Linked DNA regions of Homo sapiens: region 1 is linked to region 2. Evidence: read pairs that join two places in POLR2A ChIA-PET (ENCODE). Cell type or tissue: HepG2. All regions are shown on one strand. Links, peaks and the distances in the headings refer to the core of each region. The heading gives the core; the rest is flanking DNA. Region 1 holds the start of MZB1 (marginal zone B and B1 cell specific protein). Region 2 holds the start of LOC124901083 (a long non-coding RNA gene).

Evidence for each region. Peaks named below come from ENCODE experiments on the same cell type or tissue, not always from the same donor. Only the 100,000 strongest peaks of a DNase experiment are listed, where the experiment ranks them.
Region 1: POLR2A ChIA-PET joins it to region 2 with 10 read pairs; 4 of 35 experiments call an interaction of 5 or more read pairs at or near these places.

What each region holds. Positions count from the first base shown.
Region 1 is chr5:139,382,671-139,392,806 of GRCh38, forward strand. It overlaps MZB1 (marginal zone B and B1 cell specific protein), which reads right to left and starts at 7,243. Exons shown (of 4, transcript NM_016459.4): 1 at 7,010-7,243; 2 at 5,791-5,915; 3 at 5,351-5,461; 4 at 4,797-5,251. The coding sequence starts at 7,186. The coding sequence ends at 5,095. It overlaps SLC23A1 (solute carrier family 23 member 1), which reads right to left and starts at 627. Exons shown (of 15, transcript NM_005847.5): 1 at 548-627. The coding sequence starts at 583. PROB1 (proline rich basic protein 1) reads right to left here. Exons shown (of 1, transcript NM_001161546.2): 1 at 7,922-10,136. The coding sequence ends at 9,364. It also overlaps a transcript of SPATA24 not described here. RefSeq lists enhancers at 5,310-5,359, 5,380-5,927, 5,928-6,475, 6,476-7,023, 7,000-7,409 and 5 more and silencers at 8,380-8,429, 9,700-10,109. In HepG2, for the core only: no CTCF peak of the experiment used is centred there; a DNase peak (open chromatin) is centred at 5,711; H3K4me3 peaks cover 1,078 bases.
Region 2 is chr5:139,499,464-139,510,577 of GRCh38, forward strand. LOC124901083 (a long non-coding RNA gene) reads left to right here and starts at 3,779. Exons shown (of 2, transcript XR_007058961.1): 1 at 3,779-4,350; 2 at 10,397-11,114. In HepG2, for the core only: no CTCF peak of the experiment used is centred there; DNase peaks (open chromatin) are centred at 3,718, 4,628 and 5,460; H3K4me3 peaks cover 2,044 bases.

The DNA of each region.
Region 1 (10,136 bases), core at 4,635-7,134, 120 kb before region 2:
CAGAATCAATCAGGCAGCCCAAGTGGCTTGTCAGCAACTGAGAGCGGGGTTCCCGCCCTCCCCAACAGTCCATCCACCCGGGTGCCACTTGGCCTGGCCACAGTTTTCTCCCACTTTGCATTGCTTCCCGCAGGGATGAGTCTACTGTGCCAGCTTCTAGAGCCCTCAGGACCTGCCATTTTAGCCAGGGAAGTGGACCCTTAAGTCAGAAGTCTTGGAGACCACAGGAGAGGGGGCCAAGAGGGCTCAAGACTGTGGACAAGTCCAATCCGGTCCCACCTCTGCCCCCTGGAGATCCTTGGGGTGTCACTGGCCGGGAGATTAGGCCTCTCCTGAACCCCAACCTGGAGTCAGCCAGTCCCAAAGCTGCAGGCTCCTTCACCCCCACCTCCACCCATCCCCCAGTTGCCACATTCAATTTGGGACAGTCACTCTTATCAAGTTCATCAGAACGTTTATCTCTGGCCTCCAGGAAGAAGGCCTGCACAGGCCCTCCAGCCCCCCACCCCCCCTGCCCCCCCTAGCCCCCACCCCCAGCCCCCAGCACCTGTGTCCGGCCCTCGAGGTCCTCCTGGGCCCTCATCTTTGGGGCACAGGTTTGAGCAGTTCCTGAGGAGAAGAGGGGATGACTTGACAAAGGCCAAGGAGGAGGACTTTACTCCACATATCAGGCATTGTTTGAAGTAAATCTGTAACCAGATGCCCAGCTCTGGATTGCGAAAGGGGGGCCCGGGCAGAGGTAATGTATTAACTCTCACTAGGACAGTAAAAGCCACCCAAGCCTCTGCCACATGTGCCCTTCCCTGCCCACATCTGCGCCTGGGCGCTGGACCTGTTCTTGTTTCCCAAGAGAGGGCCAGAGTCGAGGGGGTGAGGACCAGAAGTTTACCAAGCCCCAGGTGAGCGGAGAAAGAGGGAGTGGAAACAGGCACTTATTATGTAACCCCCTGTATGAGGCCCTTCCCCACTGATTAATAACTAGTTCATCATTATCATCATCATCATAGTCATTCTCGTTATTGAGGAATGGCCTTGGCCTTGTGCCAAGAAACATGGATCTGCACTGTCCCAAGTAACCCCTGTGCTGGGCGGTATTAACCCCTTTAACAGCGAAGGAAACAGATTCAGTAGATGTGATTTGACCCAAGCCATGCAGATAGCAAGTTTGCAGAAACCAATCCTAAAATTCAGGTTGGTCTGAGCTGCCTTGCCCTCACCACCCTGCACCCCTCAGGGTCCCTGAGGCAGGCAGCAGATGGGCCTCTGCAGGCAGAGCTGCCTAGGCTGGCCCAGCCGGGTCTGCACTCTGTGTCAGGGCACAGATCCCTTTCCCCTCCCAGCCACATAATTTCTGGGACCCAGTGCAAAGTAAGAATGTGAGGCCTTTATTCCAAAAGTATAAAGAATTTAAAGATAGCAGGAGCATTAGATGGAGCGTGGGGCCTTTCTATGCACCAAGCCCTGTGTGACTGCCCATCACCTAGCCCAGGAAGGCAGTCCTATGCCCAGCCTGTCTCCCCTCCTGGCAGGCCCAGCCCAGCCTGGCCCTAGGGCCTGAGATGGCAGAGGGGGACATGGGGAGGGGCCCTAAGAACTCAGGCTCCTCAGCTGGTGAGGGCTGGGCCTGAGGTCCCCATTCTGTTCCCCTCTGGGCTGCCCCAGCCCCAGCACTCTAGAGCCCACCTACTTCTGGGTCGCTGTGCCCATGGCCAGGCCCTGCCTGAAGGGCCAAGGGGCAGCACCGCTCTCCAGCTGGGCAGCAGCTTCATGCCACAGCACTGAGTCCGCCCGCCTGCCGGTGTCCACACTGTTCCTCTGTCCGCCTGTCCTCTCCTCTCCCTCTTGGCTACTGCTCCCAATTTCCAAAGTTGCTGGACCAGTTTGAAGCCTCTGCAACTCCCCAGCACTTTTCTCTCCAACTTCTCCTCCCAGAACTCCCCAGGGTGCTGTGGAGACCAAGCCCGACCCCCTGCAGATACGGCTCCATGGACACTCAATTCAACCCAAACCACACAACACGCATAGAGAACAAGGTGGAGAACACGGTCCCAGATCCACAGTAGCATGAAGGGGCCCACACACCCAGAGCTGATGCAGCCTCTCTAATCACCCCACAGAAACACAGGTCCACGTCATGGGTGCCCGGCTCCACACCCTGTCCTGAAAGCTTAGTGGGTTTCTTGGGCCCTGACTTTCCTCCTGGTGTCTAGGGTTTCTCTCCTGAGTGAAGGCCACGGATGGTGGGGCTTCAGGCAGGTCCTGGAACAGGTGAAGGATGGAGGGGGCTGAGTGCAGCTCCCAGGGAAGCTGGAGTGGCCAGGGCCTGCCCCAGGCACCTCCATTCCCCCAGCAGCCCGCCTCTCCGGTCCCCTAAGTCTGAATCCCCTCCCAGCCCTACTACTACTCAGCCAGGGACTTGGCCCAAACCCCTTCTGTTGTCTAAGTTTCGGTTTCTGCATCTGTCAAAGGGGGATTAGATTGTCTTCCTGCACATGGCTCTCGTGCAAAATAAAAATATTTCTAAAAATGAGGGTTAGAATGTTCTGTCTCTCTCCCAGGGCTTGGCCAGATCAGAGACACTCACAAACGAAACTGAAAGTTCTGGTGCCACCGATCTCCAGTTCCCAGACCTAGGTGGGGTCCAGGGCTTCTTTACTAAGGAAAAGCCCCAGCCAGAAGAATTTCCAGAGAAAGCAGGACTGAGAACCAAAATGTTGAATCTGGCTGGTCAGAAACCCAGGGCCCATCCATACCAGCTGGGGTCAAAGGCAGAGTGTGGAAAATGAACAGCCATTGGGTGTAGACCCAGTGAGACGTGTGTTCTCGGAGGGGTGCAGATAGCATGGAGTGGCTGGAATAGGTGTGCCACAAGGTGGCCTGCGTGCACAGTTTTCCTTGGTTCTCTTTTCTCATGAAGGCTCTGAAGACCTGGGATGTCACTGAAACCACCTTTGCAAAATTATGACTGAGACAGTGAAAGAGATCTAACTTAATCAGTTCCATCTTGCTTCTAACCTCCAAGTTGTCTTTCTTCATTCCTGAGTGTAGGCTGAACTAACCTTGGGAGAAACTTAGTTTTTAGTTTATAGTCTAAAACAAAGACAATAACAGCCCTTTCTCAAAGCAGACCTCCTTCTTGCCTGAGGACTAGATTGCCTTTGTAGGATGGAGCAACATTAGCCACAAGATGAGAAATTTTGGTTTAGGAGTCATGCAGCTAGAGGTTACAAGATTCTGACCCTCTCTAAACTGCTCCTAAGATCAGTGCTTGAGATACTTTGCAGACCCTGCACTTGATAGATCAGCTGGCATCACCCAGATCCATAAATTGGCTCGTTGGGACTTGTGGCCTCCACCTAGGAACTGACTCAAGGCAAGGAGACAGCTTCAACTCCCTATGATTTCAGTCCTGACCAATCAGCACTCCTGGCTCACTGGCTTCCCCGCCATCCACCAAGTTGTCCTTAAAAACTCTGCTCCCTGAATGCTTGGGGAGACTGATTTGAGTAATAGTAAAACGCTGGTCTCCTGCACAGCCAGCTCTGCGTTAATTAGTCTTTATTGCAATTCCCCTGTCTTGAGCAATCGGCTCTGTCTAGGCTTGAGCAAGGTGAACCCTTTGGGCGATTACATCACCACACCATTGATGGCTCCCTCTTACCTCTGGAAGTTGTAGGGATGCAAATTTGGCCTTCTGTAGGAGGGATGTAATATTGTGAAATATATATTTGGTCTTTGACCTCTGTTTCCTGGAGTACAATTTCTAAAATCTTAGAATCCCCAAAATGATGTCTTCTTGTGTGCTAATGATTGACTGATGGCTGGCAGCCCCTAGGGTAGCTTCAGGACAGGGGCTGGTCACCAGAGAGACCAAGGCAGGATTTCAGCCTCCCCTCACCCCCCATCCCCAGTCAAGGGAGGGCAGACAGGTTGGAGGGTAAGTTGTTCGCCAATGGCCAATGGCTTAATGAATCATACCTACGTAATGAATTATCCACAGAAACTCAAAATTGCAGGGTTCAGAGATCTTCTGGATAGCTGAACACGTGGAGGTTCCTGGACGGTGTTGCATCCATGGAGGGCATGGAAGCTCCGAGCCCATTCCCCATACCTTGCCCTACACATCTCTGCATCTGTATCCTTTGTAACATCCTTTATAATAAACTGGTAAACGTTTCTCTGAGCTCTGCGAACCACTCTAGCAAATTAGTTGAACTCAAAAGAGGGGGTTGTGGGAACCTCATCTTGAAGCCAGTAGGCCAGAAGCTCCAGAGGCCTGGAGTTGGAACTGGTGTCTGAATGGGGGACAGAATGGTGGACTGAGCCCTCAGCCTGTGGGATCTGACACTATCTCCAGGTAGATAGTGCCAGAATTGAATTTTGGAGGGCACCCAGCTGGTGTCAGCTGCAGAATTGCTTGCCTGGTGTGTGGGGGAAAGCCCCCACGCATTCGGTCACAGCCATCTTCTGTGCTGTTGTCGAGTGAGAGAATAGAAAAAGCATTTTGAAGGCCGGGCGCGGTGGCTCATGCCTGTAATCTCAGCACTTTGGGAAGCCAAGGCGAGCGGATCACCTGAGGTCAGGAGTTCAAGACCAGCCTGGCCAACATGGTGAAATCCCGTCTCTACTAAAAATACAAAAATTAGCCGGGCATGATGGTGGGTGCCTGTAATCCCAGCTACTCAGGAGGCTGAGGTGGGAGAATCGCCTGAACCTGGGAGGTGGAGGTTGCATCGAGCCAAGAACACTGCACTCCAGCCTGGGTGACAGAGTGAGACTGTCTCAAAAAAAAAAAATTGATTTTGAGAGTTTTTTTTTTTTTTTCACAAGGGACATCAGCAGAAACACCAATGTCTGCACTCCCAGCCCCACAAGCACCTTTTGCAGAGAAAAGAAGTGAGGTCACTGGGTTTTATTTGAGTCCAGAGGGGAAGGCGTTGACTCCCACCCAGGCCCGAGTGCCCTGAGGCTGGAGGAGGGAGGCAGGATGGCAGCACAGAGCAAGGGCTTCCTGCCCTCCTGGCTGCCTGCAGACGGGAGTGGAGACCGTCAGAGCAAGCCCCAGCTTCTTTCAGAGGAGGGTAGAGTCCAGGACTAGAGCTCTTCTCTTGTGGCTGACACCTTCTCTGAGCAGGCCCCCTGGGGTCCCCCACATAGCAATGCCTCCAGAGCCCCTCGGCCTTGTTGGTGGGCTTCATAGATCTGGTCTTCTCCAAACTCCCCCAAGTAGTGCAAACATGTCCTGGAGAGCCTAGGGGAGCCCAGCAGGAGCCTCAGATGCTGCCCAGCCCACAGTGGGGCAAACCAAGGCTCCAGGAGCTTCATCCTATCCCCAAGCCCCGGGCATCACCTGGTAGGCCAGGGGCCCCCTGTGACCATCACGCTGATGCTTGGCTCTGGCCCCTCGCTAAGTCCTGGGCCTGTGAGACGTTTCACTTGGTCCACTTCTCGAACTCCGTAGCTGGTGGCAGTGGAGAGGAGAGGAGTACAGTTTTGGCAGGAGCCCAGCCAGGGAGAGACCCATCTCCACAGCAAGCTGGACATGCTGGGCATTTGTGGAATTCAGAGAGGGAAAGCCCCTGGCCCAAGGTCACAAGGTGACCTTGTCCACTGGCCCTCTGCTCTCCCACTTGCTCTCAGCTCCAGAGCCCAGACTTCATCCCAGCCAGCCCCTCCCTTGGACCAGAGTCCTAGAGGAGTGTGTGTGTTGTGTGAGCGGCTGAGTGGGAATCTCCACCCACCAGGCCTGCCCTTGGAGGAGGGAGGTGGGGGGCAGGATTGGCAACTCACTCCTGCCAGTTCCGGGAGCAGCTCCGGTCCAGGACATCCGTGTAGACCAACTCGCTCAGCTCCCGCCGCCCCCCAGAGTTTGAGGTATGAAGTTTGGTCTCTGCCTTTGCCAGATTTTGCCACATCTGGAACAAGGAGGGACTGGGAGGCAGGGCCTCAGGACTGCTGCTCAGTTAGGGGGAGGTGGGGAGGATAGGAGCAGAGTCTCTGGGGAAAATAAAGTGGCAAGAGAGCCGTTTGAGCAGGAAGCACCTGTGAGGCTGTTGCATGGCCCCTCCCCCAGCCCCCAAAGCTCTCTGGGATGGGGATGGGGGATGGGAAAGAAATGCTGAAGTGGTAGGTGAGGCCTGGGCACTGGGGTCCCTCGTCCAGGGCACACCTGCCCAGTGGCAAGTGTCATTTTATTTTTATTTATTTATTTATTTAGAGAGAGTCTCACGCCGTTCGTCGCCCAGGCTGGAGTGCAGTGGTACGATCTCAGCTCACTGCAGCCTCCACCTCCCAGGTTCAAGTGATTCTTCTCCCTCAGCCTCCCAGGTAGCTGGGACTACAGGTATGTGCCACCACACCCGGCTAAAATTTTGTATTTTCAGTAGTGACGGGGTTTCACCATGTTGGCCAGGCTGGTCTCGAACTCCTGAGTTCAGGCGATCGGCCCCGCTCAGCCTCCCAAAGTGCTGGGATTACAGGCGTGAGCCACCGCGCCCGGCCGGCACGTGCCATTTTAAACCACAAGAGCAAGGTAAGAAAAACTGGAGCCCAATATTCAATCACACAAGTACTCCCAGGCCCCCACCTCACAGAGACACTGGCACGCAGGCATGCTCAGCAGGTGTGTGTGTGAAGCCAGACACACGCATACTCACGTGCAGGCGCTCACACGTGTGCACTTGCACCATGTACACATAGCCAAAGCCGCCCCGTCAGGGTTGGGGAGGGAGTCCGGACTCAAGGATGGGCCTGGAAAGGGAGAAGTCTAAGGACAAGTGAGTGATTCCCTGGGGTCTCAAAATACTGAGGAGGTCTCCCAGATTGTCTGCTGTTAGGCAGGCAGATGGGTAAACTGAGGCATGGAATATATGAAAGGCTGCATCTGTGGCTTGATGCCCAGTGGTAGGGATTGGGGATCAAAGGCCGGTGGTGGAATGTGAGGTGGGTGGAGGGGTCTGGCTTGAGAAGGGGTGTGAGCAGGGCAGGGTGACAGTGGTGAAGGACTCACCTGGTAAGCCACAGCTCTGCAGGCATCACAGCGCAGGTGAGCGGGCATGTGGGCTGAGTACATCTCCTCATCATCCAGTTGTGGGGCTGTGGCTGTGAGTGGCGCCCTGTCCCCGAGGCCCCCTGGGATGGCCCAGGCTCCCAGCAGCAGCAGCAGCAGTGGCAGTGACAGCCTCATGGCCCCAGGAGCCAGTTCAGCAAGTGTAGTCTGTGGTTGAGGTGCAGATGTGTGTGTGCTTGTGTGGTGTGGGGACCGCCACAGAACACCTGGCCTAGACCAATGGGGAACTGACACCTCACCCCTCCCATCCTCCTCCCACTCCCTCCTCCAGGGCCCCGAAGATGCCACGTGGGCATTGTCCTCTAGCTGGACCCTGGCTCCAGCCATCTCAGCTCCATTTCACAGATAGGGAGCACTGAGGCAAGGAGAGGGGCTGGGCCTAGGCAGGAACACATAGGGGCCGATACTGCCCACATCCTGTGATCTGGCCAAGTGGCAGGCACTGTGCTGAGTGCCTTGTGGGAAGAGTTGGTTGGCTGCCGTCATCTTTTTTTGTTTCATTGACCTTTCTGAGAAATGAGACTGTCATGTTTATTCTGCCTCTTCCGACACAAAGGCTCAGAGAGAGGTGACAAATCCAAGGCCACATAGCTAGAGGGGCCATGCTGAGAAACCCAAGCCTGATTGACCCCAAGGCTCCCTGGCCACTCAACCACCAGAAGGAATGAGGTGTGGCTGCCAGCCTCCTGGGAGGCAAGTTCAGGGAGACAGGGATGCTACAGTGTTTCCAAGACACACATGGTCTCCTTCCCTAGCCCTGAGGTCCCCTCCACCCAGGCCATACCCAGGCGTGGAAGGGCACTGTGGAGGGTGTTGAGAGGCTGTGGCAGGAAATCAGGCACCTCACACCAGTTATTTCAGCCATGATGGCTCCATGGTCAGTGATTTATTACACACCAGGATGAGGTAAAGACACCTGGGGTGGCCCCAGGGCCCTCCATGCCATCGGAGCTGGCATCTCCAGCTAGAAAATGGCCAGTTGTTCTGATTCGTAGCTCTCCTAGTCAGCTTCCAGTCCAGGGCAGAGGGCAGGGACTGCTAGGGACCTGGGCCCCCTGACAGGCCTGGAACAACGAAGGCATCCATCCCCATCCCTGCCACTGCTTCTCATGGAAACTGTCCTTCCCAAACTCATCACATCACACACCAGGCTGGCAAGGGCCAGCCATTTCCGGTTCAGAACTATATACAGACCCCCACGCACACCACCTCCCACCTCATGCAGACCCCCCTCATCTCCCTCAGAGGCTCCTGGAATCTCAGGGCAACTGAAGTGCAGGCTCTGGGCCCTGTCCCTTGCTGTGACTGGTCTGTAGGGCCAGCCCCTCTCTGGCCATTGTTGCCACATCTGTTACTGGGGAGTGGAACCTGCCAAGAGCTTCAGATCCCTCTGGATACTCCACCAGGGGTATCGCTTCTACTGCTGGCCCTAACCCACCTTCTGGCCACACAGAGGGGTCAAGAGGCTCCTGTGGGACAAGAGCCCAACCCTCCCTCTTCTCAGAGCTTCCTGATGACCATTTCACCTACTCCCGATGTAGGGGGTGGGGGACTGAAGCCCCACCCCTGGCCCAAAAATGAGTCAGCTCAGCTCTGAGGGCCAGGCTCCCCATCTTCCCACCCCAAGTTCCAGGCTAACCCCCAACCCAGGCCCTCCCTGTATTCCTTGCTTTGCCTCCACCTGCTGTCCCCCGCCTTAGCTCTTTCTCGGAGCCAGCCTGGCCTGGGCTGTACTGGCCACTTTCCCCCCAGTAACCTCCAGGGCCAAAGCTCAGCTCCTCTTCCTAAGAGCAGACTCGACAGCCAGAGTCCTTCCTGCCACCTCACCAGGGGCACTGGCCAGCCTCACCTCAGCTGGGCCCACCATCAGGGAGGGCAGACAGTTCCCCGCCCTGTCTCCTGCTGCTCCCGTTCCTGCTGCCCCACGGCAGCCACAGCACCTCCTCTGATCGGCTCCTGGGGACAAGCCCAGGGATGCCTCACTTTCCCTATTTGCTTGCCCGCATATACACATATACACACACCCACACACCACACCACACCACGCCCTGGGAATGCCTGGGAAAGGGATACATAATTTTGTTGGGGGAGGAAGTAGGCAGCCACTTCCTGGGTGACTCCAGCTCCACCAGCCTCGGGGCTCAGATTCATTCTCTGAAGATCACTTCCTGTCCGACGACTGACTGGGATGGGTTAAAGACAGAGGCGACGGAAGGAGAGGAGGGTAGGGGCTTGGATGCCAGAACCTCCCAGGCATCCAAGGGCTCCAACTCCATGGGGATCGGCCCGGGGCCTCACAGCGGGAACAATGAACCCTTGCCGGGCTGGGTGGGACCTGAGCTGGAGGGCGGCGCACAGAGGAGCAGAGGAGGTGCGGGGTTGGGGGTCCCGCTCACCGGCAGGTAGTAGGTCCCGTCCAGGGGCCCTGCCTCAGAGACCCAGGGTAGCTGGGGGCTGCCGAGGGCCTGCGGGCCCGGGGACGGTGGCAGAGAGAGGCTGGGTATAGGCCCATAGGCGGGCGGGTAGAGGCCGAGCCCCAGGGCCAGAGGGGTGTAGACGCGGTGGGGCGGCCCGGGAGACGAGGGCGGCAGCAACACCTCCACGTACTGCCCACTCTCAGGGTCGAAGAGCACCCGCAGCCGAGGCTGCCGCGGCGCCTCCACAAAGTAGTAGCGGCCGCTCTCGGGGTCCACCAAGACCTTCCCCAGGGGCGCGGCCCCGGGCTGCCTGCGCGCTCCCTGGGAGGGGCTTTGCGGGGACCGGTCCGTGGGAGGCGCCGAGGCAGCGCGGGGCTGGGCTGGGGCCGTCCTGCCCGCCAACGCCAGGGGCTCCCGCGGGAGTGGCGCCTGGACGGCAGCCGCGGGCTCGGGGGCCGTAGGTGGTGTCTTCGGTTTGGGTGCTATCCCAGGGCTCGGGCTGGCTTGCATCTGAGGGGAGCCGGGGCGGGGCGATCGGACCCCTGCTGGCCCTACGGGGGAGCGCTGGGATGAGCTGCGGGCGCCGCCTAGAGGGCTGGTCCGACCGTCGCCGTCGGGGACCAGGCGCTGGGCCTCTACATCCCTGTTCT
Region 2 (11,114 bases), core at 3,442-5,941:
AGAGTGTAAATAGTTCTAGCTCTTATATTTAGGTATTTGATCCATTTCGAGTTCTTTTTTATATGGTGTGAGATAGGAATTCACATTTATTCTTTTCCATGTACATATTCAGTTGTCCCAGCACCATTTGTCGGAAAGACTATTCTTTTTCACATTAAATTATTTTGGCACCCTTGTTGAAAATAAAAATCAACTGTGACAGGGCCAGGCATGTTGGCTTATGCCTGTAACCCCAGCACTTTGAGAGGCCAAGGTGGCAGATCACTTGAGGTCAGGAGTTTGAGACCAGCCTGACCAACATGGTGAAACCCCATCTCTACTAAAAATACAAAAATTAGCCTGATGTGGTGGCACACGTCTGTATTCCCAGCTACTCGGGAGGCTGAGCCAGGAGAATCACTTGAACCTGGGAGGCGGAGTTAGCAGTGAGGCAAGATCACATCACTGCACTCCAGCCTGGGCAACAGAGTGAGACTCCCGCTTAAAAAAAAGAAAAAAAATCAACTGACTGTAAATGTGAGAGTTTATTTCTGGATTCTGAATTCTTTTCCACTAATCTATATGTCTTTTTTTTTTTTTTTTTTTTTGACAGAATCTCTGTTGCCCAGGCTGGAGTGCAGGGGCACTGTGTCAGATCACTGCAACCTCTGTCTCCTGGGTTCAAGCAATTCTCCTGCCTCAGCCTCCTGAATAGCTGGGATTACAGATGTGTGCCACCATGCAAGGCTAATTTTTGTGCTTTTGGTAGAGATGGGGTTTCACCATGTTGCTCAGGCTGGTCTTGAACTCCTGACCTCGTGTGATCTGCCTACCTCGGCCTCCTGAAGTGCTGGGATTACAGAAGTGGGCCACCATGGCCGGTCTTTTTTTTTTTTTTTGAGACAGGGTCACTCTATCACCTCGAATTTGAATTCCTGGGCTCAGATGCTTCTTCCACCTCAGCATCCCGAGTAGCTAGGACCACAGATGTGCACCACTACACTCAGCTAAATTTTGTATCTTTTGTAGAGAAGAGGTTTTACCATGTTACCCAGGCTAATCTGGAACTCCTGGCCTCAAGTGATCTGCCCACCTCGGCCTCCCAAAGTACTGGAATTACAGGCGTGAACCACTGTACCTGGCCAAGACTCACTTTTAACTGCATATGCTTTTGCACTTTTGTACCTTTAAATTTTTATTTTTAGTTTTATTTATTTATTTATTTATTTATTTATTTATTTTGAGACAGAGCCTGTCGCTCAGGCTGGAGTGCAGTGACAGGATCTCAGCTCACTGCAACCTCTGCCTCCTGGGTTCAAGTGCTTATCCTGCCTCAGCCTCCCAAGTAGCTGGGATTACAGGTGTGTCTAGGCCGGGCATGGTGGCTCACACCTGTAATCCCAGCACTTTGGGAGGCTGAGGCAAATGGATCACCTGAGGTCAGGAGTTTAAGACCAGCCTGACCAATACAGTGAAAGCCTGTAACTACTAACAATACAAAAATTACACCTGGGCATGGTAGGTCATGCCTGTAATCCAAGAACTTTGGGAGGCAGAGGCAGGTGGATCACCTGAGGTCGGGAGTTTGAGACAAGCCTGACCAACATGGAGAAACCCCATCTCTACTAAAAATACAAAAATTAGCCAGGGGTGGTGGCATGTACCTGTAATCCCATCTACTCTGGAGGCTGAGGCAGGAGAATTGCTTGAACCCAGGAGGCAGAGGTTGTGGTGAGCCAAGATCACACCATTGCACTCCAGCCTGGCAACAAGAACAAAATTCCATCTCAAAAAAAAAAAAAAAAATTACCCGGGCATGGTGGCAGTCACCTGTAGTCCTCCCAGCTACTCGGGAGGCTGAGACAGGAGAGTCACTTGAACCTGGAATCGTCCCACTACATTCCAGCCTGCGTAACAGAGCGAGACTCTGTCTCAAAAAAAAAAAAAAAAAAAAAAAAAGTCTACAGGCTTGGTGAGGTGGCTCATCCCTGTAATGCCAGCACTTTGGAAAGCCGAGGCAGGATTATTTGAGCCCATGAGTTCGAGACCAGCCTGGGCAACATGGTGAGATTTTTGTCTCTACCAAAAAAAAAAAAAAATCCACAAGTTATCTGATACTTCTCCCTTCAAAAGGGGAAGCCTAATTCCACTCCCAAATATAGAACTAAGTATGTCCTAAACAGCACTGTGGCTTCTTCTTTGATCTCTTTCTTGGATCACTTGCTTTGGTGAAAGTCGTCTGCCCTGCCATAAAGACACTCAAGCAGCCCCATGAAGAGGTCCAAGTGGTGGAGCTACAAGGCCTCCTATCAACAATCGGCAATATCTTGCCAGGTCCATGAACCAGCCACCTTGGCAGTGAACCCCCAGCCCTAGTCAAGCCTCCAGATGATTGCATCCCTGGATGACATCCTGATTGCACTTTCATAAGAAACCCTGAGACAGAACTACCCAGGTAAGCCACTCCCAAATTCCTGAATCTCAGAAACTATAAGATAATAAACATTATATTTTAAATTTTTTATTAAAATGAACGTGTATTGCTTGTATAATCAAAACAGAGAAAAAAGGGAATAAGAGAAAAATGGAAATAAATTCAGTCTTAGGTTCATTAACACAGCTGTGTGATCCCAAGATGGGGGTATCTTGGTCTCTCAGCAGTTTGAGTGAAGAATCCTTGAGAGCTTTGAAGGGCCACAGGTGTACTTCGAGTCATGATCAAAAAGCTGATGCTGGGCCAGACACAGTGGCTCACGCCTGTAATCCCAGCACTTTGGGAGGCTGAGGCAGGTGGATGACCTGAGGTCAGGACTTCAAGACCAGCCTGACCAACATGGAGAAACCCTGTCTCTACTAAAAATACAAAATTAGCCTGGCATGGTGGCACATGCCTGTAGTCCTATCTACTCGGGAGGCTGAGGCAGGAGAATTGCCTGAACCTGGGAGGCTGAGATTGCAGTGAGCTGAGATTGTGCCATTACACTCTAGCCTTGGCAACAAGAGCAAACTTCCGTCTGAAAAAAAAAAAAAAAAAAAGCTGATGCTGGCTGGATGTGGTGGCTCACGTCTGTAATCCCAGCACTTTGGAAGGCTGAAGCAGGTGAGTCTCTTGAGGTCAGGAGTTCAAGACCAGCCTGACCAACATGGTGAAACCCCATCTCTACTAAAAATACAAAAATTAGCCAGGCATGGTGGCGCACACCTGTAATCCCAGCTACTTGGGAGGCTGAGACAGGAGAATCGCTTGAACCTGGGAGGCAGAGGTTTCAGTGAGCTGAAATTGCACCACTGCACTCCAGCCTGGGCAATAGAGAGAGACTCTGTCTCAAAAAATAGAAACCAAAGGCTGATGTTTCCTTGGGCCATGTTAGTGGAAATGCAGTGCCTGCAAGAGAGGTGACCCACATCAGGCTAGATCTGGGCCTTGAACACTGTCATTGAGATGGCATTCAGGGGCCCAAAGGGGCTTCTTCCTTCATCTTGGGCTGATTCCCTCATAGTGAGAGGTGAACCCGGCTGGGCTTCTGGGTTGGGTGGGGACTTGGAGAACTTTTCTGTCTAGCTAAAGGATTGTAAACACACCAATCAGCACTCTGTGTCTAGCTAAAAGTTTGTAAATGCACCAATCAGCACTCTGTAAAAATGCACCAATCAGCGCTCTGTCTAGCTAAAGGTTTGTAAATGCAACAATCAGCATTCTGTAAAAACGGACCAATCAGCACTCTGTAAAATGGACCAATCAGCAGGATGTGGGCGGGGCCAAATAAGGGAATAAAAGCTGGCCACCTGAGCCAGCAGTGGTAACCTGCTCGGGTCCCCTTCCACATCATGGAAGCTTTGTTCTTTTGCTCTTAGCAATAAATCTTGCTGCTGCTCACTCTTTGGGTCTGCACTACCTTTCTGAGCTGTAACACTCACTGTGAAGGTCTGCAGCTTCCCTCCTAAAGCCAGCGAGACCACAAACCCACTGGGAGGAACAAACAACTCCAGATATGCCAGCTTTAAGAGCTGTAACACTCACTGGGAAGGTCTGCAGCTTCACTCCTGAAGTCAGCAAGACCACGAACCCATTGAGAGGAATGAACAACTCCGGACGTGCTACCTTTAAGAGCTGTAACACTCACTGCGAGGGTCCGTGTCTTCACTCCTGAAGTCAGCAAGATCATGAACCCACCAGAAGGAAGAAACTCCGGACATATCTGAACATCTGAAGGAACAAACTCTGGACACACCATCTTTAAGAACTGTAACACTCACCGTGAGGGTCTGCGGCTTCATTCTTGAAGTCAGTGAGACCAAGAACCCACCAGAAGGAACCAATTCCAGACACATTTTGTCTACCCAGATGGGACTATCGCCTATCGCCAAGTGGTGAGTACCATCAGACCCCTTTCGCTTGCTATTCTGTCCTATTTTTCCTTAGAATTTGGGGGCTAAATACCGGGCACCTGTCAGCCAGTTAAAAGCGACTAGCGTGGCCGCCGGACTAAAGACAAGAGTATCAGGCTTTCTGGGAAAGGGCTCTCTGACAACACCCGACTCTTCAGAGTTGGGAGCGTTGGTTTGCCTGGAACCAGCTTCCGCTTTTCCTGTACTTCTGGACTGAGCCAAGGGTCAACACAGAGGAAAGCCATTCAGCTCCCAGGTCCCGACAAGTTGGTTGACCCTGCGGCCATGAGTGGAACTCTGAAAGTCATGTCGCCCAAGCGAGACTCGCCCGTCTATCCTATCTATCCTGACCCTTGCCTCCTGGGTCCTAATGCCTGTCAGACAAACTTCCTCTCGCCTCTCTTCTCTGAGGCTAGTCCTGCTTCTAAAAACCACTCCCTATCTCTGGTGCTTTTCTAGTTTCTCCCATAAGAATGATTTCTAGTATAAACTTCAGGACTCATGAGAGTCCCTTCTGTAGGCACCCAGTCTCACCAATCAGAAAGACATAATTTTTGCCCAAAGCCCCATTGTAGGGGGGAATATCTGGAATTCTAGGATCCCTCCTCAGACAAACAGGACTAACAAAAGCTATTTCTGAAGCTAGGATATGGGGAGCCTTAGAAAGCTAGGATATCCTTAGAAGCTAGGATATGGGGAGCCTTTATCCTTCCTATTCATATAAGTGAGGACAAAAGGCATCACACTTCCAACTCTGGAGATCCCTTCCCTCCCTCAGAGTATGGCCCTCCACTTCATTTTTGGGGCATAGCATCTTTATAGAACAGGGGTAAAGTCCCAATACTAACAGGAGAATGCTTAGGATTCTAACAGGTTATCGAGAATGCGTCAGTAAGGGCCACTAAATCCGATTTTTCTTGGTCCTCTTTGTGGTCTAGGAGGACAGGCAACGGTGCAGGTTTTCAAGAATGCATTGGTAAGGGCCACTAAATCCGACCTTCCTCAGTCCTCCTTGTGGTCTAGGAGGAAAACTAGTGTTTCTGCTACTGCATTGGTGAGTGCAACTATTCTGATCAGCAGGGTCCAAGGACCATTGCGGGTTCTTGGGCAAGAGGTGTTTCTGCTGCTGTGTCAGTGAGTGCAACTATTCCGATCAGCAGTGTCCAGGGACCACTGCAGATTCTTGGGCAGGGGGAGAAACAAACAAACCAAAACCATGGGCAGTTTTGTCTTTCAGATGGGAAACACTCAGGCATCAACAGGCTCACCCTTGAAATGCATCCTCAGTCATTAGGACCAATTTGACCTGCAAACCCTGAAAAAGAGGCAGCTCATTTTTGTCTGCACTATGGCGTGGCCCCAGTATTCTCTCTGATGGGGAAAAATGGCCCCCTGAGGGAAGTATAAATTACAATACTATCCTGCAGCTTGACCTTTTCTGTAAGAGAGAAGGCAAATGGATTGAAATACCTTATGTCCAAGCTTTCTTTTCATTGAAGGAGAATAGACAACTATGCAAAGCTTGCAATTTACATCCCACAGGAGGACCTTTCAGCATACCCTCAAATCCTAGCCTCCCTATAGCTCCCCTTCCTATTAATGATAAGCCTCCTCTAATCTCCCCTGCCCAGAAGGAAATAAGCAAAGAAATCTCCAAAGGACCACAAAAACCCCCAGGCTATCGGTTATGTCCTCTTCAAGCTGTAGGGGGAGGGGAATTTGGCCCAACCCGGGTACATGTCCACTTCTCCCTCTCTGATTTAAAGCAGATCAAGGCAGACCTGGGGAAGTTTTCAGATGATCCTGATAAGTACATAGATGTCCTATAGGGTCTAGGGCAAACCTTCGATCTCACTTGGAGAGATGTCATGCTATTGTTAGAGGAAACCCTGGCCTTTAATGAAAAGAATGCAGCTTTAGCTGAGTTTGGAGGTACCTGGTATCTTAGACAAGTAAATGATAGAATGACAGCTAAAGAAATGGACAAATTCCCTACCAGTCAGCAAGCCGTCCCCAGTATGATCCCCACTAGGACCTTGACTCAGATCATGGGGACTGGAGTTGTAAACATCTGTTGACCTGTGTTCTAGAAGGACTAAGGAGAATTAGGAAAAAGCCCATGAATTATTCAGTGATGTCCACCATAACTCAAGGAAAGGAAGAAAATCTGTCTGCCTTCCTTGAGTGGCTACGGGAGGCCTTAAGAAAATATACTCCCCTGTCACCCAACTCACTAGAGGGTCAATTGATTCTAAAAGATAAGTTTATTACCCAATCAGCCACAGATATCAGGAGAAAGCTCCAACAGTGAGCCCTGGGCCCTGAACAAAATCTGGAGGCATTATTAAACTTAGTAACCTCAGCGTTCTATAATAGGGACCAAGAGGAATAGGCCCAAAAGGAAAAGCAAGATCAGAGAAAGGCCACAGCCTTAGTCATGGCCCTCAGACAAACAAACCTTGTTGGTTCAGAAAGGACAGAAAATGGAGCAGGCCAATCACCCAGTAGGGCTTGTTATCAGTATGGTTTACAAGGGCACTTAAAAAAGATTGTCCAGTGAGAAACAAGCCACCCCCTCATCCATGTCCACTGGCAATCACTGGAAGGCAAAAGGCCCTAGAGTGCAATGGTTCTCTGGGCCAGAAGCCCCCAACTAGATGATCCAACAACAGGACTGAGGGTGCCCAGGGCAAGCACCAGCTCATGTCATTACCCTCACTGAGCCCTGGGTATGTTTAATCATTGAGGGCCAGGAAATTGACTTCCTCTTGGACACTGGCATGGTCTTCTCAGTTTAATCTCCTGTCCCAGATGACTGTCCTCAAGGTCCATTACCATCCAAGGAATCCTGGGACAACCTGTAATCAGGTATTTCTCCCACCTCCTTGCTTGCAACTGGGAGACTTTGTTCTTTTCACATCCCTTTCTTGTTATGCCTGAAATTCCCACACTCACCCTTATTAGGGAGGGAAATATTAGCCAAAGCTAGAGCTATTATCTACATGAATATGGGGAACAAGTTACCCATTTGTTGTCCCCTACTTGAGGAAGGAATCAACCCTGAAATGTGGGTATTGGAAGGACAATTTGGAAGGGCAAAAAATGCCTGCCCAGTCCAAATCAGGCTAAAAGTCCCCACCACTTTTCCTTATCAAAGGCAATATCCCTTAAGGCCTGAAGCTCATAAAGGATTACAGGATATTGTTAAACATTTAAAAGCTCAAGGCTTAGTAAGGAAATGCAGCAGTCCCTGCAACACCCCAATTCTAGGAGTACAAAAACTGAACAGTCAGTGGAGACTAGCGCGAGATCTTAGACTCATCAATGAGGCAATAATTCTTCTATATCCAGTTGTACCCAACCCCTATACCCTGCTCTCTCAAATACCAGAGGAAGCAGAATTGTTCACTGTTCTGGACCTCAAGGATGCCTTCTTCTATATTCCCCTGCACTCTGACTCCCTGCTTCTCTTTGCCTTTGAGGATCCCACAGACCACACATCCCAACTTACATGGACTGTCTTGCCCCAAGGGTTTAGGGATAGCCCTCACTTGTTTGGTCAGGCACTGGCCCAAGATCTAGGCCACTTCTCAAGTCCAGGCACTCTGGTCCTTCAGTATGTGGATGATTTACTTTTGGCTACCAGTTCAGAAGCCTCATGCCAGCAGGCTACTCTAGACCTCTTGAACTTTCTAGCTAATCAACGGTACAAGGCATCTAGGTCGAAGGCCCAGCCTTGCCTATAGCAGGATAAATATCTAGGCCTAATCTTAGCCAGAGGGACCAGGGCCCTTAGCAAGGAATGAATACAGCCTATACTGGCTGATCCTCAGCCTAAGACATTAAAACAGTTGCGGGGGTTCCTTGGAATCACTGGCTTTTGCCGACTATGGATCCCCAGATACAGCAAGATAGCCAGGCCCCTCTATACTCTAATCAAGGAGACCCAGAGGGCAAATACTCATCTAGAAGAATGGGAACCAGGGGCAGAAACAGCCTTCAAAATCTTAAAGCAGGCCCTAGTACAAGCTCCAGGTTTAAGCCTTCCCACAGGACAAAACTTCTCTTTATACATCACAGAGAGAGCAGGGATAGCTCTTGGAGTCCTTACTCAGACTTGTGGGACAACCCACAACCAGTGGCATACTTAAATAAGGAAATTGATGTAGTAGCAAAAGGCTGGCCTCACTGTTTAAGGGTAGTTGCGGTGGTGGCTGTCTTAGTGTCAGAGGCTATCAAAATAATACAAGGAAAGGATCTCACAGTCTGGACTACTCATGATGTAGATGGCATACTAGGTGCCAAAGGAAGTTTATGGTTATCAGACAACTGCCTACTTAGATACCAGGCACTACTCCTTGAGGGACTGGTGCTTCAAATACATACATGCGTGGCCCTCAACCCTGCCACTTTTCTCCCAGAGGATGGGGAACCAATCAAGCATGACTGCCAACAAATTATAGTCCAGACTTATGCCGCCCGAGCTGATCTCTTAGAAGTCCCCTTAGCTAATCCTGACCTTAACCTATATACCAATGGAAGTTCATTTGTGGAGAATGGGATACGAAGGGCAGGTTATGCCATAGTTAGTGATGTAACTGTACTTGAAAGTAAGCCTCTTCCCCCAGGGACCAGTGCCCAGTTAGCAGAACTAGTGGCACTTACCCGAGCCTTAGAACGGGGAAAGGGAAAAAGAATAAATGTGTATACAGATAGCAAGTATGCTTATCTAATACTACATGCCCATGCTGCAATATGGAAAGAAAGGGAGTTCCTAACCTCTGGGGGAACCCCCAGTAAATACCACAAGGAAATTATGGAGTTATTGCATGCAGTGCAAAAACACTAGGAGGTGGCAGTCTTACACTGCCAAAACCATCAGAAAGGTGAAGGAGAAAAGGCAGAAGGAAACTGTCAGGCAGATGCTGAGGCAAAAATTGCTGCCAGGTGGAACCTCCCATTAGAAATACCTAGGGAAGGACCCTTGGTATGGAACAACCCCCTCCAGGAGATTAAGCCCCAGTATTCCCCGACTGAAACAGAATGGGGACTTTCACAGAGGCATAGTTTTCTCCCCCCAGGGTGGTTAACGACAGAAGAAGGAAAGATACTTATACCTGAAGCTAGCCAGTGGAAAATACTTAAAACCCTCCACCAAATTTTTCATATGGGTATTGAAAACACTCATCAAATGGCTGAATCCCTATTTATAGGGCCAAGTCTCCTCCGGACCATCCTACAGGTAGTCAAAGCCTGTGAGGTGTGCCAAAGGAATAATCCCTTTGTCCATCATAAGGCCCCTTTGGGGGAACAAAGAATAGGTCACTATCTTGGAGAGGACTGGCAGTTAGACTTCACCCATATGCCTAAGTCAAAGGGATTTCGATACTTGCTTGTCTGTGTTGATACCTTTACAAATTGGATAGAAGCTTTCCCCTGCAAGACAGAGAAGGCTCAGGAAGTGATTAAAGTCCTAATTCATGAAATAATTCCTAGACTTGGGCTTCCCCAAAGCTTACAAAGTGACAATGGTCTGGCCTTTAAAGCCATGATAACTCAGGGAATTCCAGGGCGCTAGGGATACAATATCACCTTCACTGCACCTGGAGGCCACAATTCTCAGGGAAGGTCTAGAAGGCAAATGAAACACTCAAGAGGCACTTAAGGAAACTAACACAAGAAACTCATCTGCCATGGCCTACTCTGTTGCCCATGGCCTTGTTGAGAATCCGAAATTCTCCTCACAAAATGGGGTTCAGTCCATATGAAATGCTGTAGGGACGACCTTTTCTCACAAATGACCTCCTACTTGATCAGGAAACGGCCAACTTGGTCAAAGATATAACTTCTTTGGCAAAATATCAACAAAACCTTAAAAACCTACCTGAAGGATGTCACAGAGAAAAGGGAACAGAGTTGTTTCAACCTGGAGATCCAGTGTTGGTCAAATCTCTCCTCTCTACCTCCCCATCTATGGACTCTTTGTGGGAAGGACCATACTCAATAATCCTCTCTACCCCCACTGCAGTTAAGGTGGCAGGAGTGGAATCTTGGATTCACCACACCCGAGTTAAATTTTGGACATCCCCTGAGGAACCTGCGGGACCATCAGCTCAGGAGTCCCAAGATCACCCAGACCAGCCTTGATACCTGTGAACCATTGGAGGACTTGCATCTCCTATTTTGGAAGGAATCATCCCAGACTAAAAAGGCTCCTACCACTGATCCTGAAGAAAAACCCCTTCCTCCTTAAAAAAGATAAGTGAAAACCTACATAATCTTTAACACCTCTCCTTGCCCCTTTAATGGAAACCTTTTACTATTTCATCATGTTATTAAGCAGCATACTAACCATACTCTTTGCAATAGGACTATATACTGTAGCTCCTGCTGGGATGAAAATAAAATAGAACACAGGGAGCCACTCACTTTGCTCCCAACATCCCTTTCCAGCCACTCACCGGAGCTACCTTGGCAAGTACTCTAGAAGTATGAAAAAATGAAAACAACAAACTCGCACACCTTTTTAACATACACAACCAGTTTTGTCTACCCAGCCGAGGTATATTCTTCTTATGTGGAACACCGACCTATATCTGCCTCCCCACTAACTGGACAGGCACCTGCACCTTAGTCTTTCTAAGCCCCAACATTAACATTGCCCCAGGAAATCAGACCCTATCAGTACCCCTCAAAGCTCAAGTCCATCAGCGCAGAGGCATACAACTAATACCCCTACTTATAGG